Linked DNA regions of Homo sapiens: region 1 is linked to region 2. Evidence: read pairs that join two places in POLR2A ChIA-PET (ENCODE). Cell type or tissue: K562. All regions are shown on one strand. Links, peaks and the distances in the headings refer to the core of each region. The heading gives the core; the rest is flanking DNA. Region 1 overlaps CACNA1I (calcium voltage-gated channel subunit alpha1 I). Region 2 overlaps MGAT3 (beta-1,4-mannosyl-glycoprotein 4-beta-N-acetylglucosaminyltransferase).

The links. ChIA-PET counts read pairs that join two places held together with the same protein. Peaks named below come from ENCODE experiments on the same cell type or tissue, not always from the same donor. Only the 100,000 strongest peaks of a DNase experiment are listed, where the experiment ranks them.
Region 1: POLR2A ChIA-PET joins it to region 2 with 7 read pairs; 2 of 35 experiments call an interaction of 5 or more read pairs at or near these places.

Annotation. Positions count from the first base shown.
Region 1 is chr22:39,645,932-39,654,249 of GRCh38, reverse strand. It overlaps CACNA1I (calcium voltage-gated channel subunit alpha1 I), which reads right to left. Exons shown (of 37, transcript NM_021096.4): 8 at 7,369-7,681; 9 at 6,324-6,428; 10 at 4,325-4,749. Among named protein-coding and RNA genes, the nearest start is that of CACNA1I, 79 kb to the right of the region's middle. RefSeq lists an enhancer at 2,107-3,037. In K562, for the core only: no CTCF peak of the experiment used is centred there; no DNase peak of the experiment used is centred there.
Region 2 is chr22:39,484,584-39,492,901 of GRCh38, reverse strand. MGAT3 (beta-1,4-mannosyl-glycoprotein 4-beta-N-acetylglucosaminyltransferase) reads right to left here. Exons shown (of 2, transcript NM_002409.5): 2 at 708-5,555. The coding sequence starts at 5,554. The coding sequence ends at 3,953. Among named protein-coding and RNA genes, the nearest start is that of MGAT3-AS1, 12 kb to the right of the region's middle. RefSeq lists an enhancer at 2,424-2,718. In K562, for the core only: a CTCF peak has its summit at 5,657; DNase peaks (open chromatin) are centred at 2,571, 3,374, 3,901 and 5,871.

The DNA.
Region 1 (8,318 bases), core at 63-8,062, 160 kb before region 2:
TGCCTTCCTCCAGTTCAACTGTCCACAGCTGACCTCAATCTCCGGGAGCCCGGCTCTGTCGCTGCTCACCCTGGCACCTTGGGCAAGCCATCTACTTCACTGAGCCTCAGTTTCCCCATCTGCCTGGTGGTGATTAGATGCTCCCCCAGCCTGCCCCACAAGACTGCCAGAGGATCACACCAGGAAGAGCTGTGATGCAGTGATGGCGGTGATGATGAAGGAATCAGGCCTCCCTGGAGAAGCCTGGCCACCCCAGCTGACCTGTCCCACCTGCCCGTCACACAGCCTGGGCTACCCAGGGGGTGGGAATTTCAGCCCCATTTCACCACTTCGTGAGTCACACACAGGCCCCTGCCTGGCCTACACCCTACCTCACCCATCCCCTCCTTCTAGGCCAGGCCCTGCAAGAAACAGCATCTGCTGCCATGAGGAACCTGGATGAGCAAGCTGTTCTCTGGGTAATGCCCCCAAGATTTCAGCAGCAGTGGTCACCCTAAAGGCTTGAGCAACTGCAATCTAACCTGTCATTCAAGCACCCTGTGACCAGGCCTGAGGTCACTCTGCCCCACTTCACAGATGTCACACCCTCGCCTCCTGCCCCTCAGTGTCACAGAGCTCCCTGCCAGCCAGGATGGGGTATGGGGCAAGGCCCCCCATGCTGCCTCCCCTGCAGGAGAAGGGCTGAGGGAGTTCACCCACCCTCTCCTCCTCTCCTTCTCTCCCTGCACCCCCCTTGGAAGCCCTGGGCCACCTCTCTCTGCGAGCGCCACCTCAGACAGGGCTGCTCAAAATAAACATGGGGGCGGATCATTTCCCGCAGAGCAGTGTCTGGGAGCCGAGCGAGCGGAGCAAAAATACCAGCGGGCCCATAGTCAGGCCCTGCGCAGAGCCCAGGAGACCATGGCTGCCCCTGGAGCTGCTTTATAAGGGACATTTCAGAGACTCATCCTCCCCCTCTTACTTTAATTTTTTGAGGCTCCAGACAGAGGATGGTAAATGCACCCAGGGGTGGTGGTGTGAGCTCAGACAAGACTCTGAAGCAGTGACTCATCAGTGAGCACCTACTAAGCGCCAGGTTCTCAATGCAGTCAGCCCTCTTAGCCACTGTGTGGGGGGCTCCGTGCACCCACAATGCAGTCAGCCCTCTTAGCCACCGTGTGGGGGGCTCCGTGCACCCACAATGCAGTCAGCCCTCTTAGCCACCGTGTGGGGGGATCCGTGTACCCATTTACAGATGGGGGGTGCCAGGTGAGGAAGCCAAGTGATGCACTCCCGGCCACCCTGCCAGTCAATAGCAGAACCAGGATTGGTTTGTTTGGCTGATTTGGAATTTTTTGTTTGTTTTGACACATGATCTTGCTCTGTTGTCCAGGCTGGAATACAGTGGCACAATCACCAATCACTGCAGCCTCAAATTCCTGGGTTCAAGCAAACCTCCCACCTCAGCCTCCTGAGAAGCTGGGACTACAGACATGCACCACCACACTTGGTTAATTTGTTTATTTTTTGCAGAGACGGGGTCCCACTCTGTTGCCCAGGCTGGTCTTGAACTGCTGGGCTCAAGTGATCCTCTCGCCACAGCCTCCCAAAGTGCTGGGATTACAGGCATGAGCCACCAAGCCAGGCCAGAACCAGGATTGAAACCCAAACGTTATGTGATCTATTTGCTCTCTGAGCAGTGGCCTTCCAAGGGTACAAGAGGGGCGAGGTAATAATACCTGCCTTGAGGGTGGCTGGACTCACTGGCACCATGCTGGCACAGGGCCTGGCCTGCAGTAGGTGCTCAGTAAATGGTGGCCTGTCCCTGTGAGGGAAAGACATCTGCTTAGTAGATGAGGAAATCAGGTGGGCCCTGTGACCAGGCAGGAGACGCACAGTGGGAACAGCCTCTCTCATCTCTTAGCCTGGTCAGGAAGCCACGTGAAGCCTGCTGCTCCCAGAAGAGGCTCCACCTGGCTGGGCACGGTGGCTCATGCCTGTAATCCCAGCACTTTGGGAGGGTGAGACAGGCAGATCACCTGAGGTCAGGAGTTCAAGACCAGCCTGGCCAACATGGCGAAACCCCGTCTCTACTAAAAATTAGCTGGGAGTGGTGGCACACGCCTGGAGAATTGCTTGAACCTGGGAGGGGGAGGTTGCAGTGAGCCCAGATCACACCAATGCACTCCAGCCTGGACAACAGAGTGAGACTCCATCTCAAAAAAAAAAAAGGCTCCACCAGATCCGAGGTTGGAAAGCTTGATCAGACAGATGTGACAGAAGGAGGGAGAGGCAGATCCTGAGGAGGCTTGGGCAGGGACCGTGGCCTGGCCTGAGGCTGGACCTGCCCTGGCCGTGGTGTTGACATGGATGGGGTGGGTGAAAAGGCAGGGACCAGCTGGACCCTGGCAAAGAGCCCTCTGCAAACAGCCCTGATGTGGAACATCTGCCAATTTCCATGGTGTAAATACTCCCTCCACGGCCAATTTCAAGCTCCCAACTCTTTCATCACTGGCTTGCAAAATTCCTGAGTGTTTGGAAATTGGCCCTCACCAGCTGGCTCCAGCAAGCCCCTGGCAAGGACAGTGCCGGGGCTCGAGGGTAGCAGGGCTGTGCAGGCCCCCTCGATGCTGCCCCACTTGGAGACTGGAGCGAGCCCCACAGCACTCATTCCCTGTGGGGCTTTCTGCAGGAATGCTGCTCCCCTGCAGGCCTGGGTCAGGCACTGACCAGAGGCTGAACTCTAAGCAAGGGGGTCCTGGGGGCCCTGTCTCACCAGCTCTCCCCCTGCAGAGAGCCCTCTCGCTAGCCCTCCCCAGAGACCTTTTTAATTAAGCTGGAATGGCTGGCAAATGAGCAGCTCTGAACAGAGTGTCATGGCAGCCCCGGGAGCCCCATTTAAGTAAATTGAATGGAGCCTGTGCTTGGTGAGCTAACGAAGAGGGAGGTGCGTGTGCGGCCCCATGGGGTGCGGCATGCAGGGCCTCCACAGAAGGAGGGCCGCAGGGCAGCAAACAGAATGTCGAAATCCCAAGCCCTCCCGGGGCGTCAGTCTTGCCACAGAAAGAAGTTGGTTCGAACCTGGCCCCCAGCTGGCGGCGGGACCTCGGGCCAGTGACTTCCCCGCCGTTGGACCTCAGGGTCACCAGCTGCTAGGTGGGAACCTTCGCAGAGCTGGGGAGTGGGTTCAGGGAGTCACCCCATCCAGGGGCTGGTGGATGGCAGGAGCCAGAAAATGGTGTTTTTCCAAATGGGGCAGGACCAGACCTGCCACCCAGGCTGTCAACCCCAGGTGGGGCCTGTGGACTGAGGCATCCTTGCTAACCCCACTGCCCCTCCCTCCCGTGTCCCCACAGAGGCCCTGCTCTCCTCACACACACATCCTCCCCCAGCTCCCACCATCTCCCAGAAGCTGTCCCCTCCCCTATGTACTGTCCCCCTGGGGCCCACCAGCCCTGTGATGGCCCAGGGGCCTGGAGCACACTGTTCAGCTCAGCGCCCACTCCTCCTGTCCTCCCTGCTCCCAGCCCACAGGAGGGACATGCAGAGAGGACACACAGGACAACCACAGGGCCACTCGCCCTCAGCGCCATGGGGCTGTATGGGGTGGAGTCACTGGATGGGACAGGACACCCTGGCCTGGTGAAGGGACGTTGTGACAGAGACAAGGGGCCTTGAGGGTCATGCAAAGGTCTGGATTTTGTCCTGAGGGCAATGAGGAGCAACAGAAGTTTTGAGGCAGGGAAGAGCCCAACAAGACTGGCCCTCTGGAAGAATCACCCCAGCTGTTTGGGGGGGAATGGACAGAAGGGCCCAGGTGGCCAGGCTTGGTGGCACCTCCCTGTAGTCCCAGCTACTTGGGAGGCTGAAGAGGGAGGATCGCTTGATCGTGCCACTGCACTCCAGCCTGGGCAGCAGAGCAAAACTCTGACTCTATCTGTTTTTTAAATTTTTTTTTTTTTTTTAAAGAAGAAAACAGAAGGGCTCAGGTGGAGAGGTGAATAGAAGTCAGATTTGCAGGGACTGGCAGGGGATGCGCTGTGGTTGCCTTGGTATCCAGGCTGAGCAGCTTAGGAGGAAAAGAGCCCCGGAGAGGCCCAGTCCTAGCCAGCTTCACTCGTTCACTCATCATTCATTCGGCAGACACCCAAGCCCTTCCTTCCTCTGAGCTCGGCCCTGGCTGGGCAGTAAGGTCACATGGATGAACTGGACCCAGCTCAGCCCGGCACTTCTAGGTGGACAGACACACAAACCCAGGCAGATGGATGGGGCTGCCCAGGCCTGGGCAGGGTCCTGGGGCCCTCACACCTCTCCCGCAGGCCCGGCCCGGCTGCGCTGCACTGGCCTGCTCGTGGTGCTCGATGCCCATGCTGACGGTGTTGACCAGGATGGCCATCATGATGCCCCGGTTGAAGTACTTGCTGTCCACGATGCCGCGCAGCTTGGCTCGCGTCTCCCGCCACACATCCCCGCACAGCCAGACCGCCCCATCCGCCTGCTCCTCCTCCTCCTCCTCCTTCCCCAGTTCTGAGGAGGCTCCGTCCTCGCTGCTCCGGGCCCCGTCCCCATCCGCCTCGTCCTCGCCACCAGCGGAGCTCCCGGAGCCCGAGCCCTCCTGGCCCGAGTCGGTGCTGCCCAGGCCCGAGGGCCGCCGGCCGTCCTCATGCTGGCAGCAAGGGCAGCTGGCGGGATCGGAAGCCAGCGTGGCGGGGATGGGCTGCACCAGGGTGTGGGGCGTCGCATCCAGGGGGCTATGTTGCGGGCACAGCTCTGAAAAGCAAATGAGAGGGGCATAGAGTCGTTGCCCACACCAGGCCCAATCCACCCTGGGACACATCCCTGAGTGCGCTTGGCTCCCAGGCCCACAGGTCTGCCTGGAACCAGCCGACCCAGCCTGGAAAGGCGGTCAGGGGTGCCTGGGGAAGCGGCTGCAGCTCTCTGAGCTTTGTCTGCCCCTGTTGTAGAAGTTGGGGCAGGAACGCCCACCATGCAGGCTGTAGGAGGATTCTCTCCCTTAAGGCACATGATGGGCCCAGCACGGTGCAGGGCGCGCATCCGTGCTGACCGGCCATCCCTCCTGGCCTAGGCCCTGGGTCAGCATGGAACAGACCCAGAGCCCCAGTCGTGCAGCTTGGGAACTAGATGTGATTCTGAAAGAGTCAGGCCAATGTGGGGGCAGCCCCCGTCAGAGAAGGCCATGGTGGACTTGGTGTTCTCAAGTCTCCTGCCTATACAGCAGGTGGGGAGCGGGGAAGGGGTGAGGTTTGCTTCCCAGGGAGGGGAGGAGGCATGGAGCCCTGGGGCAAGGGCAGACCCTCACTCCAGAAGCCCCTGGGACTTCCCTCCACGCAAGGGGTGGAGGTGGGGGCAGCGGGCAGGAAGGGCCCCTGGGAAGAGGGAACTTCATCCCTTTGCTGCCCCGGAATCACAGGAGACGCCTGGGCTGGCCCTGGACTGAGTTCTGTGATCTGTGAACCATCTCAAAGAGGTGTCAGAGAGGCCTCTCTCTGCTTGGTTTAATGCCTTCTTTGTGTTTTCCTATATATTCCTAGAATAAACACATTTTGCTTGTGTAAGCCAAAAAAGTAACATGAAAGGGAAAGAAAAGCATGTCACGCCTACCCTTCATTTCCACACTTGCCTCCAGATGCCTCCCAAGCCCTGAATAAGCACCCCTGGCTCATTCACACCTCTGGAGTCAGGGCGGGCAGCCAGGAACCCAGGGGTCAGTCCCATCTCACCCCGGAGGACAGGCCCAAAGCCCTTCCCAGCGCCGGCTCACTGCTCCCACCTGGACGTGGGGCGACAGCCAACTCTCGTTTTCCAGGGCAGAGGGGAGGCCCAGGGGCAAGGGGGCAAGAGTGCCAGGAGAGGGGGCTGGGCGGCCGCAGGAAGCCCGTTGGAGTGAACACTTCTCCCCCACGTCCTCCAGCAACACCAGTGCCAGCCTTGCCCGGCCCCAGCTCCTGTGTCCGCATGCCGGGCCTGCCCACGGGCCACCTGGGGCCTCCTCCGAGCCCACGCCTGGATGGCTGGCACCCGAGGACGGGTGGGCGGCAGCTCTGAGCGTGCATTCTTCTGCTTGCCTCCCAAGAATCGATTCCCAGACTGTGAGAGCTGGAAGGACAGGGCTTTCCAGAGCAGGGCCTGGGGTGGCTGACTCCCGCCGTGGACGGCCACGTGCTGGGGGCCCCTGTCCTCACTTTATAGAGGGAGACAGGCCTGCAGAGGGTCGCGGCTGCTCAAGCGCCGTCCCCATGCCTGCCGACTTCCTTCTCAGCACCAACTGGGAGAAGTGGTATTGGGGCTGGGGGCAGGGCCCACCTCCCGTGGCCCTGGCTTGCCTCTTCCCGAGTGATCATTTCCAGGGGAGGCAGGCCCATGCAAAGTCTGGCAATGCCGGCTTCCGAGATGTCTCCCTTCATCTCCCTGACCCTTAGTCTTCCCATCTGAAAAGTGGAGATAATATTACTATCTTCTCCCTTCTCAGGACCGTTTCCTGGAACAGATGAGGCAACCAACAGGGCAGCCCCTTCCAAGCCTAAAAGCATAAACTTGGCCAGGGGCGGTGGCTCATGCCTATAATCCTAGCACTTTGGGAGGCCAAGGCGGGAGGATCACGTGAGCCCAGGAGTTTGAGACCAGCCTGGGCAACATAGGGAGACCCGTCTTTACAAAAAAAAATTAAAAAATTAGCCGGGCATGGTGGTGCATGCCTGTAGTCCCAGCTACTCCGAAGGCTGAGGCAGGAGGATGGCTTAAGCCTAGGAGTTTGAGGTTGCAGTAAGCTGTGTTTGTGTCACTGTACTCCCTGGGTGACCCTGTCTTAACAACAACAACAAAAAACAAAAGTGTAACTCTCACAGCCCCACGACAAGCACAGAGCACAGGGTGGCATGAGTCCCCAACATGCCACAGCTTTGAGGGGCAGGCCCACAGCCCCTTTGTGTCAGGTACCCAGGGTCATTGCTCAGGTGTGCTGGAAAGCAGGGGACAGCAGCAGGAACCCAGAGAAGGGAGTGATGTGGCTGCAGTGGGGGGGAAGAATTTTAGCTTTCCGAGACTGAGGAGAGACACTTGTTCTTTCCTCTCAAGTGTGGCTTCCTCCGAGGCCGATCTGCTATCTCCACACATACACAGGGATCGAGTTCCTCCAGGGCAAAGGCTGAGTTCCCTCAGCCCCAGGCCCGGCCCAGCGCAGGCTCTGACAGGTGCCAGGAGAGGGCAGGCAGAGGTGGGGACAGAGGTCCCTGGGGGCTGTGAAGGAAACACTTGAGCATGAAGTGAAGACCTGGAATTTGGAGGCTGCTGGGCCTGCTGGACGTGCTGGAAAGGAGTGACACTTGGCACGAAGTGCCTGAGTGCCGCGTCGGATGCAGGGCCACTTACGGTAGTGCCGGGGCTCCTTGGCGTGGGGCCCAGGTTTGGCGGGGGCCGGGGCCTCCGGGCCCAGGGCCTGGCGCCGGCTCTGCAGGGCCTGGTAGAGGCCCAGGGCGCGGCGCTTGGCCTTGCGCAGGATGTGGCAGACATACTGGAAGATCTCCTCGTAGCAGTCGCCAGGCTCGGCGTAGCTGGCCACCGTGCTGGAGGACAGGTAGCGCTGCCGCTGCTCCAGCATCAGCCGGTGCTCCCGTTGCTTGGTCTCCGAGAACTGGGTCGCTATGACAACGAGGCACAGGTTGATCATGAAGAAGGAGCCCACCTGTGACCAACGGGAGGAGAGGACAGGGACAGGGACAGGGATGGAGGGGACAGAAGGGTGAGAGAGGCAGAGTCATGGAGTGGGGACAGCAGGGAGACATGGGGAGAGGGAGGCAGAGGGAGATGGGGAGATGGAGATGGAGATGGCGGTACAGAGGCAGAAATGAAGCAAGGAGGAGGGGCAGGGACCAACCGGAGACACAGAGGCCAGAGCAAGGGCAGGTAGAAAGAGACAGTGAGGTACAGAGACGCGATGACAAAGAGAGTAAGACGGGCTCAGAAAAGACAGATGCAAGGGAGGGGAGATGCAGGGGACGAGTGGAAACAGGGAAAGAAAAGGGCAGGGGAGGTGGAGGGGCCCAGAGAGACACAGGCACAGACACAGATGGGGACAGGAAAAGATCGCTGAGGCCTCGCTCCAGGAGAAAGCGACGGCCCAGGCAGCTCCCTGGGCCCGACCGGAATCTGCTTCAAAGCCCAGCTCCCCTCAGACCCCTAGGCCCTGGCCTAGCCCCCATCCGCCTGGGACATCTGCACTGAGCCCAGAGAGGGAGGCCACAGCCCGTCGTGGGCTTCCCAGGCCCTGAGTCCTTGCCCAGCCCTGCCTTCTCTCTGACCAGAATCTGGCCTCAGCTGGG
Region 2 (8,318 bases), core at 305-8,304:
AGTGAGACTCTGTCTCAAAAAAAAAAAAAAGTGTCTGTTCCCACCGCCTGAGACTGTCTTTAGGACACACACAGGGGACCCCCAGGACAACTCCAGTGCCCACCCGGCCCAGAGGAAGCTCCTTGGAAGCCCTGACATCCCAAGGCTCCAGGTGCTGTCCAAGCACAAGTTCAAGGTTGGCTACATGGGAGGGAGATACCTGCTCCTGGGAGTCCAGAGAGTCCGGTGCTGAGAGTCCAGGTCCAGAATCTACAAGGCTGTGACCTTGGATGAGGCATTTAGAACCTGACAGGAAAAACTACTGAGGCAGGAGCACTTATTTTGATGCCCCAGAGCAGAATTGTAGAACCACCCCCTCTCTGCAGAGGCACCAAAGCCTTCATCCAGATCCCCAAAAGGGTCCCTGCCCACCTGCAGGAGGGTGGGTGCCCCTGGTCCTAGGAGCCTGGTTCACTTCTGCTTCCTTCCACCAGACCTCAGCCCAGCATCCTCCACTTCCCAGCTGCTTCCACCTGCGGCTGGGGGACACGTCATCCCTAAGTGAAGGTGCTCCCTGCAGCCCCCTCTCCCCACTGGCCATCCAGTCCTTGGGAAGTTCTTGCACCCCATGGATCCAGAAGTAAGGGTGTCTTTAGCAAGACCAGAGCCACCTGTTCCCACCCCTCCCTGCCCCAGAGCACCCACAAACCGGCCACACATGCACACAATTCAGACTTTGTAGCTGTTTTTATTATTAATATTATCTTCTCCTTTAAGCATCCCTTTAAGGGTGAAATGAAATCCAACCATTTACAGAGAAAATGATTTCAGAATGTACATATTGATTTTCCCTTACAAAAAAAATAATACTATTATTGATGTCCTTACATTATGCATTTCCCAGGGTCCTGCCTTCTGCTTGGACAAGTCCCGTCTCCCCACCCAGACTCTCCCTGTTGCCCCCAAAGATCTCCCATGCTGCCCCTGGGAACCGACGTGACCCATGGGTGGATAAGGCCAGCCATGCTTCCCGGATGCTTGGCATGGACAGGCCTCCTTGGGTCTAGGGGTCTCAGGGCCAGTTATTCCCGGGGAGAAAGGTGGACATGGGACATGGCAGCAGTGTGCCGGTGGTCACATTCAGCTTGGTTTCCCTTCATATTGAGGGAGTGGCCCTGGGTTCTTCTGCCCCCACCAAATTCCCAGTGTATGCTGTGATGATATGTGAAACTCTTCAATCCTGTGCCCTGGCCCCCAGCCCTCTGACAGCTGCCCTCTCCACCGATGGCCAGGCCTTCACTCCTGCTGCTGTGAACAGGACCTGCCCCACCAGGTCTGTGAGGAAGGCAGAGCCTGGCAGCTCTGAGCTGCTCCTATCTTCCTTCGCTTAGCCCTGAGCTGGTGCCCTGGAGGGGCATCCCATAGCAACTGAGGATGCCAGGGGCGTGGGGGTGGGAAAGCTGCCAAGGAGGGAGGCCCCAGGCCAGGGCCTGGGCATGATCAGGAGCCCTGAGACTCCCTGTCCATGGGGTGCAGCCTGGCCTAGATTGACCCAGAGCCATAGGGACCCCGAGTGTTTGAGCCACCTCTCAGCCCCAAGAGCAAACAGAAAGGAAGGCTGCTGTGACTTCAAAGGAGTTCCATGGGGGGCAGTCCCCTAGATGGGAGCAAAGTGGCTCAGAGCCCCTCAGCCCACTTCACGCTTGCCCACCAGCGGCTCCTCTGAGGCCAGCTCCCCACACCATGCCCTCACTGGGCACTTAACCCAGACAGTGCTGTCGCAAGAAGATGCCCTCCTCTCCTGGCCCATCAGGAAACCCCCAACCATAAGACATCTGGAGAAAGCCCCACTGGAGGTGGGGGGGAGGGGACAGGTGGGATGATGCGGCTGGGGCCGAGAGGGGCTGGGGAGGTAGTGGGCTCTCAGCTGCACAGCCCTCAGGTCAGGATTCTCATTCCTCAGACTGAAAGACAGACAGACAGACAGACCCTGCATCCCCTTTAGCTTTGCTTTCTAGGCTCCCCAAGGGCTTTCTGCCTCAGTCATTTTGGGGAGCTGCAGGAGGTGTGGCCACAGGCCCGAGGAAGAGGCCAGGCCTGGGCCTGGCCTCTTCCATCCATACACAAGCATGTATTTACAGGGACACAGCAATACAGACATGTACAAATACACACCAAGCATGCACCCATGCCCATAAATATACACACACACACGCACAAACATGAGCCATTCCACAGGCCAACTCTGCAAACCGGCATCATTGGGTAGCGTCTGAGGGGCCGAGGGGAGGGGGTGTTTCCCCTTCCCACAGAGCTGCAAGCTCCTCACTGCCCCCAGCCCTGGGCTGCACAGTGAGGGAAACAGGAGCAAGCTGTTCCGGAAACTCTGACAATGAGAGCTGGATCCGACGACTGAGTTATTGCTGCTCCCTCCCCCTCTCCCAGAGATGCTACTGGTCCCCCATATCCATTCTCTTCTCCTCCATCAATAAGATAACTCCCAAGGTGAGGCCAGGCACATGGCGGCCCCGCTGAAGACTACACTTCCCAGGTTCCCTAGCAGCTGCTTGTGGCCATGTGACTGAGTCCCAGCCAATGAGAGGCCAGCAGAGGTGAGCCTGCCAATTCTGGCTCATGCCTTTAGCAAAAAGTGGGTGTGCCCTCTTGTCTATTTCTGCTTCCCCCAGGCTTGGATGCACACAGGAGGGTGGGCGCTGGAGCAGCCGCTGTGTACCCAGAATTGGAAGGTGCGTATGAAGAAACGCAGAGCTGCCCTACCAGCTCTGGGCCATCTCAATCTAGACTAATTAGAAACAAGCTTCCATCTTGCTTAAACCACTGTATTTCAGGGTCTCCTAATCACAGCAGCTCAGAATCAACTCCAACAAAGACATCCCCACCAAGGCAAGCTATGAGGAACAGGAAGCATACAACTGGCCTTATTGTCCCTTTTTGGGCCCAAGACAGCCTCATGGCCCCTTTCTGGCCCCCAGCCAGCCTGCCCCAAGGAAGGGCACAACAGTGACTGCACCTGGGACAGTGGACAGCTGGGACTGGGTGTCAGAAGGAAGGGGTGATGGGGAGGGAGAGACGGATCCGTGCAGAGGACTCATGTCAGTCTTCTCCTCCCCACTTCCCCCTCAAGGCCACACCTACAACTGGACTCTTGGCCTTGCAAGGACTGAGTGCACAGTCCACAAGACAGCAATGTGAAAGGGAGAAGGAACGTCAACGCCGGGTTTAGAACCAAAAGGAAAGCTCCTCAGGGTTCTCCAGGCCCCTGTGTTGGCTCACGACAGCCTGAGGGGTGCACAGAGACAGACTCAGGCACCAGCATCCCAGGGCAGCCAGGTCCTGTCCTTTGCGGCAGGGGGTGGAGTTCTGTCTCCATCTGGCCCAGCACTTCTGACTACACTGCAAAGCATCCCTCAGCACCTCCTCTTGGTAGGATGTGGCTTTTTCATCTCTTCCCTACGAGGTGTCCACGCTTCCTCCTGGACCCAAATGCATCTACTTACAGAGCCCTGGGTCCTCCTGGCAGGCCGGTCTCCCACACGGAGCCCAAGGCCCAGGGATGCCAAATGGTGGGCTTTTTCCCGGCCTGGCCACCCCCCAGAGGCTGCCTGGTGAGATCCTGCAGGCTCTCTTCCCCAATCCTGCCTACCCTCCCCCGCTACCCAGGGACCACCACGCACACTCCAGTGGCACCTCCTGGCCACAGCAGTCTTGGCAGTCATAAGGGCCACCCAGACGTCACGGCCTGCGCCCTCTCCCAACAGGAGGGATATTTTCTGAGCTCAAAGGCCTGACCCTTGATTCACAAGGGCTTCAGTAGGGAAACCCTACCCCCACCCCCACTCCCCACCCACTCCTGGTCCCCTCAAGAACCAAGGAGCCGGCAGGAGGCAGGGAGATAGCGCTAGGGGCCGCCGCCACCCCCGCCCTGTCACAAACCCTATCAGATCATGCAGCTCTAGACTTCCGCCTCGTCCAGTTTGCCCCGGGCGGGCGGCCTTCCCTCGGGACCCCTGTGGCGCCACCCGCCCGCCGCCGTGCTCCTGGGCTCCTGGTAGGGGTTGTCCAGCAGGTAGTGGAACCGGTCGTAGTTCTTCAGCAGGTACTTGGGCGCATACATGTGCTCGCTGGGGTCTGCAGGCGGGTACTCCTGCTGCGTGCCGTCGAACCAGCCCCCGGTGCGGATCAGGCCGCGGATGTAGTTCAGGTCCCGCTTGTCCTCGTAGTCACCCCAGCGTGGGAAGTCGCCATTCTGGGCGGACACGAGCTTGAAGTAGATGCCCTCGGGCGTGAAGCACCAGGAGCAGTGCCAGCCGGCGAAGTGCAGGGGGCTGCCCAGCGACCACTGCACCAGGATGTGGCCGGTGCGGTTCTCATACTGTCTGAAGTTGGGCATGGTGTAGTACTGGCGGCGGCGCAGGCGGATGCCGTCCAGCCCATACACTGCCTGCAGCATGTCCACCGTGCAGCCTGACACCACCTCCAGGGTGCCCGGCTGCTTCCAGAAGAAGCCGTAGAGCGACTTGCGCATGTGGAAGGCGAAGGGCTCGGTCCAGCCATCGTAGAGCTTGAGGAAAAGGACGCCGTCACGGGCCGGGATCTCGTCCGCATCGTCAATGATGAAGACGTCGTCGGGCCGCAGGTTGCGCAGCCGCGAGACGCCGTCCTGGGTGAGGAAGGTGCGCAGGTAGTCGTCGGCGATCCAGCCGTCCTGCCGGCCGCCGGGCGGGAAGTGGTCCAGGAAGACATAGAGCACCTTGTGGCGGATGTACTCGAAGGTGCCATTGGTCAGCATCTCCCGGAACTTGAGCGGCCGCGGCTCCCCATAAGCCGTGAAGTTGGACTCGCACACCACAAAGGCGTCCACCACGTCGCCCAGCTCGTGGAAGCGCACGTCCAGCAGGTCGAACTCGTGGTTGACGTTGATGGCGTTGATGACGCGGCGCGGCACCTCCCTGGGCACCAGCCGCTCCTTGGTGGGCAGGTTGGAGTACTGCACCACAGTGGGCACGCCGCAGCTGGGTCCGTGCCAGCCGGGCAGGCACACGCACTCCACCCACTTGCGCCGGGCGCCTCGGCCCCCCGTGCGCTCCCGGGCGCTCAGGAGGTACCGGGGTGGCCGCCGGGCCGAGGAGCCGTTGGCCCCCTCAGGCTTCTCCTCCGGCCGTCCCGGGGGCGGCCTCTCCAGCATCTTGGTGCCGGGTTTGAAGCAGACGCCGCCGGCCTTGGTGCGCACGAAATACTCGGTGGTGTCCTCGGGCAGCACCAAGTCCACCCGGTGGAGCTCCTCGGCCGCCTTGCTGGGCGGCAGCGGCTGCAGCAGGGGCGAGTGGGAGTAGAGTGGGGTACGCAGCAGGTCAGGGCCTCCTGGCTCGGGGCTGGCCTGGGGCGTGACCGGGGCATTGTTCCAGAAAAAGCTGGACACCAGGTTAGGGCTGAGGGAGGCCAGTTCTCGGGGGAAGGTGACATAGGACAGGGTCTTGAAGAAGTGCAGGAAGGAGATGAGGCACAGGCCGGCCATACAGAACATGAGAAAGAGCTTGTAGCGTCTCATCTTCATCCTGCGGGAGAGAGAGAGACAGGAGACTCATCAGGGCAGCCCAGGCTCCTTTCCTAGGAAGGGGACCTAGGAGGCCTCTGCTGCCACCTTGCTGGACAATGTGGTGGCCAGCACCTGCTGCCCCTGCATGGAGTGACCTCCTGCCCCCAAGAGTCAACTCGCGGTACCAAGGCCCCTGAAAGCCCCAGCACTGAGGACACCGCCGTGCTCCCATAGCCCTTCCCTGAGATCCCCAGGCCACCACCCTGCCCCCTCTGCAGCCTGCTTCTCCGCCTGGCCCACCCCACCCTGACTGTGCGGCTGCACTGCTAGGCTTGGCTCCAGGAGTAACATGCGCCTTGGGAAAAGCTCAACTCGCAGTACAGACTCCGCCCCAGGACAGAACGGGGAGAGCAGGCTGTAGGCTGCCCTCCTGGGTCCTGTCCCTCCCCTCCTATCTTCTTTTTTATGGACATACTGACAAACCTTTTGAATATTTTTTCACTGAAAAAACTCACAGGTCTCAAGGGAAAACACTTAATTCTAACATATTTAATGAATAAAATTAGGCCAGGCGTGGTGGCTCACGCCTGTAATCCCAACACCTTCAGAGGCTGAGGCAGGAGGATCACTTGAGCCCAGGAGTTTGAGACCAGCTTGGACAACATAGTGAGACCCCATCTCTACAGAAAATTTAAAAATTAGCCAGGTGTGGTGCCATGTGCTTGTGGTCCCAGCTACTTAGGAGGCTGAGGTGGGAGGATCACTTGAGACCTCGAGGTTGAGGCTGCAGTGAGCCATGATTGCACCACTGCGCCCCAGCCTGGACAACAGACTGAGACCCTATCTCAAAAACAAAATAAAATAAAAGTTCCCCTTCATTATTCCATGCCCTTTACTAATCTCCAGGCATAAAAATTTGAGGTCGGCCAGTGCAGTGGCTCACGCCTATAATCCCAGCACTTTGGGAGGCCGAGGTGGGCAGATCACAAGGTCAGGAGTTCGAGACCAGCCTGGCCAACATGGTGAAACCCTGTCTCTACTAAAAATACAAAAGTTAGCTGAGTGTAGTGGCGCATGCCTATAATCCCAGCTATACCGGCTGAGGCAGGAGAATTACTTGAACCCAGGGGGCGGAAGTTGCAGTGAGCCATGATCACGCCATTGCACTCCAGAACCTGGGTGACAAGAGCAAGACTCCATCTAAAAAAAAAAAAAAAAAAATTTGAGGTCTATCTCTGGCTTTATATGCAATTTTTCTATTCTTGATTTAATATTTTTCATAAATACTACCATATTGGACACTAAGTCTAACCAAGTTGTTTTCCTCAATCAATGATAGATTTAAAAGATTTTGGTATCAGTAGAAATAAATGTACCAGTTCCTTTTAAATCCCACATATTACATGGCTATTGTGAATAAATCACTCTGTATTCATGACTCATGATGTAACCATTTGCTATTCATTTATACAGTTTAATTTATCAATCAGTTTATGGCTGTGGAATGGAGATGCTTGTATATTCTCATTCTCCAATTTAAATTTTTTTTGTGTGTTTTTGTTTGTTTGTTTGTTTTTAAGACAGAGTCTTGCTCTGTCGCCCAGGCTGAAGTGCAGTGGTGCGATCTCTGCTCACTGCAGCCCCTGCCTCCCAGGTTCAAGGAATTCTCACCTCAGCCTCCCAAGTAGCTGGGATTACAGGCACACACCACCACACCCAGCTAATTTTTGTATTTGTAGTAGAGATGGGGTTTCGCCATGTTGGCTAGGCAGGTCTCGAACTCCTGACCTCAGGTGATCCGCCCACCTCGACCTCCCAAAGTGCTGAGATTACAGGCATGAGCCACCATGCCTGGCCTAAATAAACTTTTAATTTTAGAATATTTGTAGATTATCAGAAAAGGTGCAAAGACAGCACAGAGGCTTCCTCACACACTTCACCCTGTTGCTCCCAGTTTATACCACCATGGTACATTTGTCACAACTAGGAAACGGACATCAGAATGTCACCATCAGCCAAACCCCATGCTGGATTTGGATCCCTCGTTTTATGAATGAGCCGTGCAGCCACAGAGCACCTCCGACCGTAGCCATCCAGCTCATTTCACCCTTGAGTCTAGGCAGGTGGGCAGGCGAGCCAGGAGTTTACATCCATTTGACCAGTGAAGATGCTGGGTGGGGCCAAGTGAGACCAGTGACCTGTCCGGGGGGAACCCACTGAGTCACAGAAAAGGCTGAGACAGAAACCTTGCCTTTGGCATCTGGCACTGTCCCACCTAGATATTCTTAAAATGTTCCCATCTGTGGCTTCTCTTTATTTTTGATTCTTTCTCTGGGTCATGCTCTCCCCCTCACTTTTTTTTTGAGACAGGGTCTCACTCTGTCACCCAGGCTGAAGTGCAGTGGCTAGATCCTGGCTCGCTGCAACTTCCATCTACCAGGTTCAAGCAATTCTCTTGCCTCAGCCTCCCAAGTAGCTGGAATTACAGGCGTGTGCCACCATGCCCTGATAACTTTTGTATTTTTAGTGCAGATGTGGTTTCACTACGTTGGCCAGGCTGGCCTTGAACTCCTGACCTCAAGTGATCTGCCCGCCTCAGCTTCTGAAAGTGCTGGGATTACAGGCATGAACCACCATGGCCAGCCTCCCTACTTTTTAAGGACAGCAAGGTAGGGTGGAAAGATAGGAATTTGGGTTAGGCGTGGTGGCTCACGCCTGTAATCCCAGCACTTTGGGAAGCTGAGGCAGGTGGATCACCAGAGGTCAGGAGTTTGAGACCAGC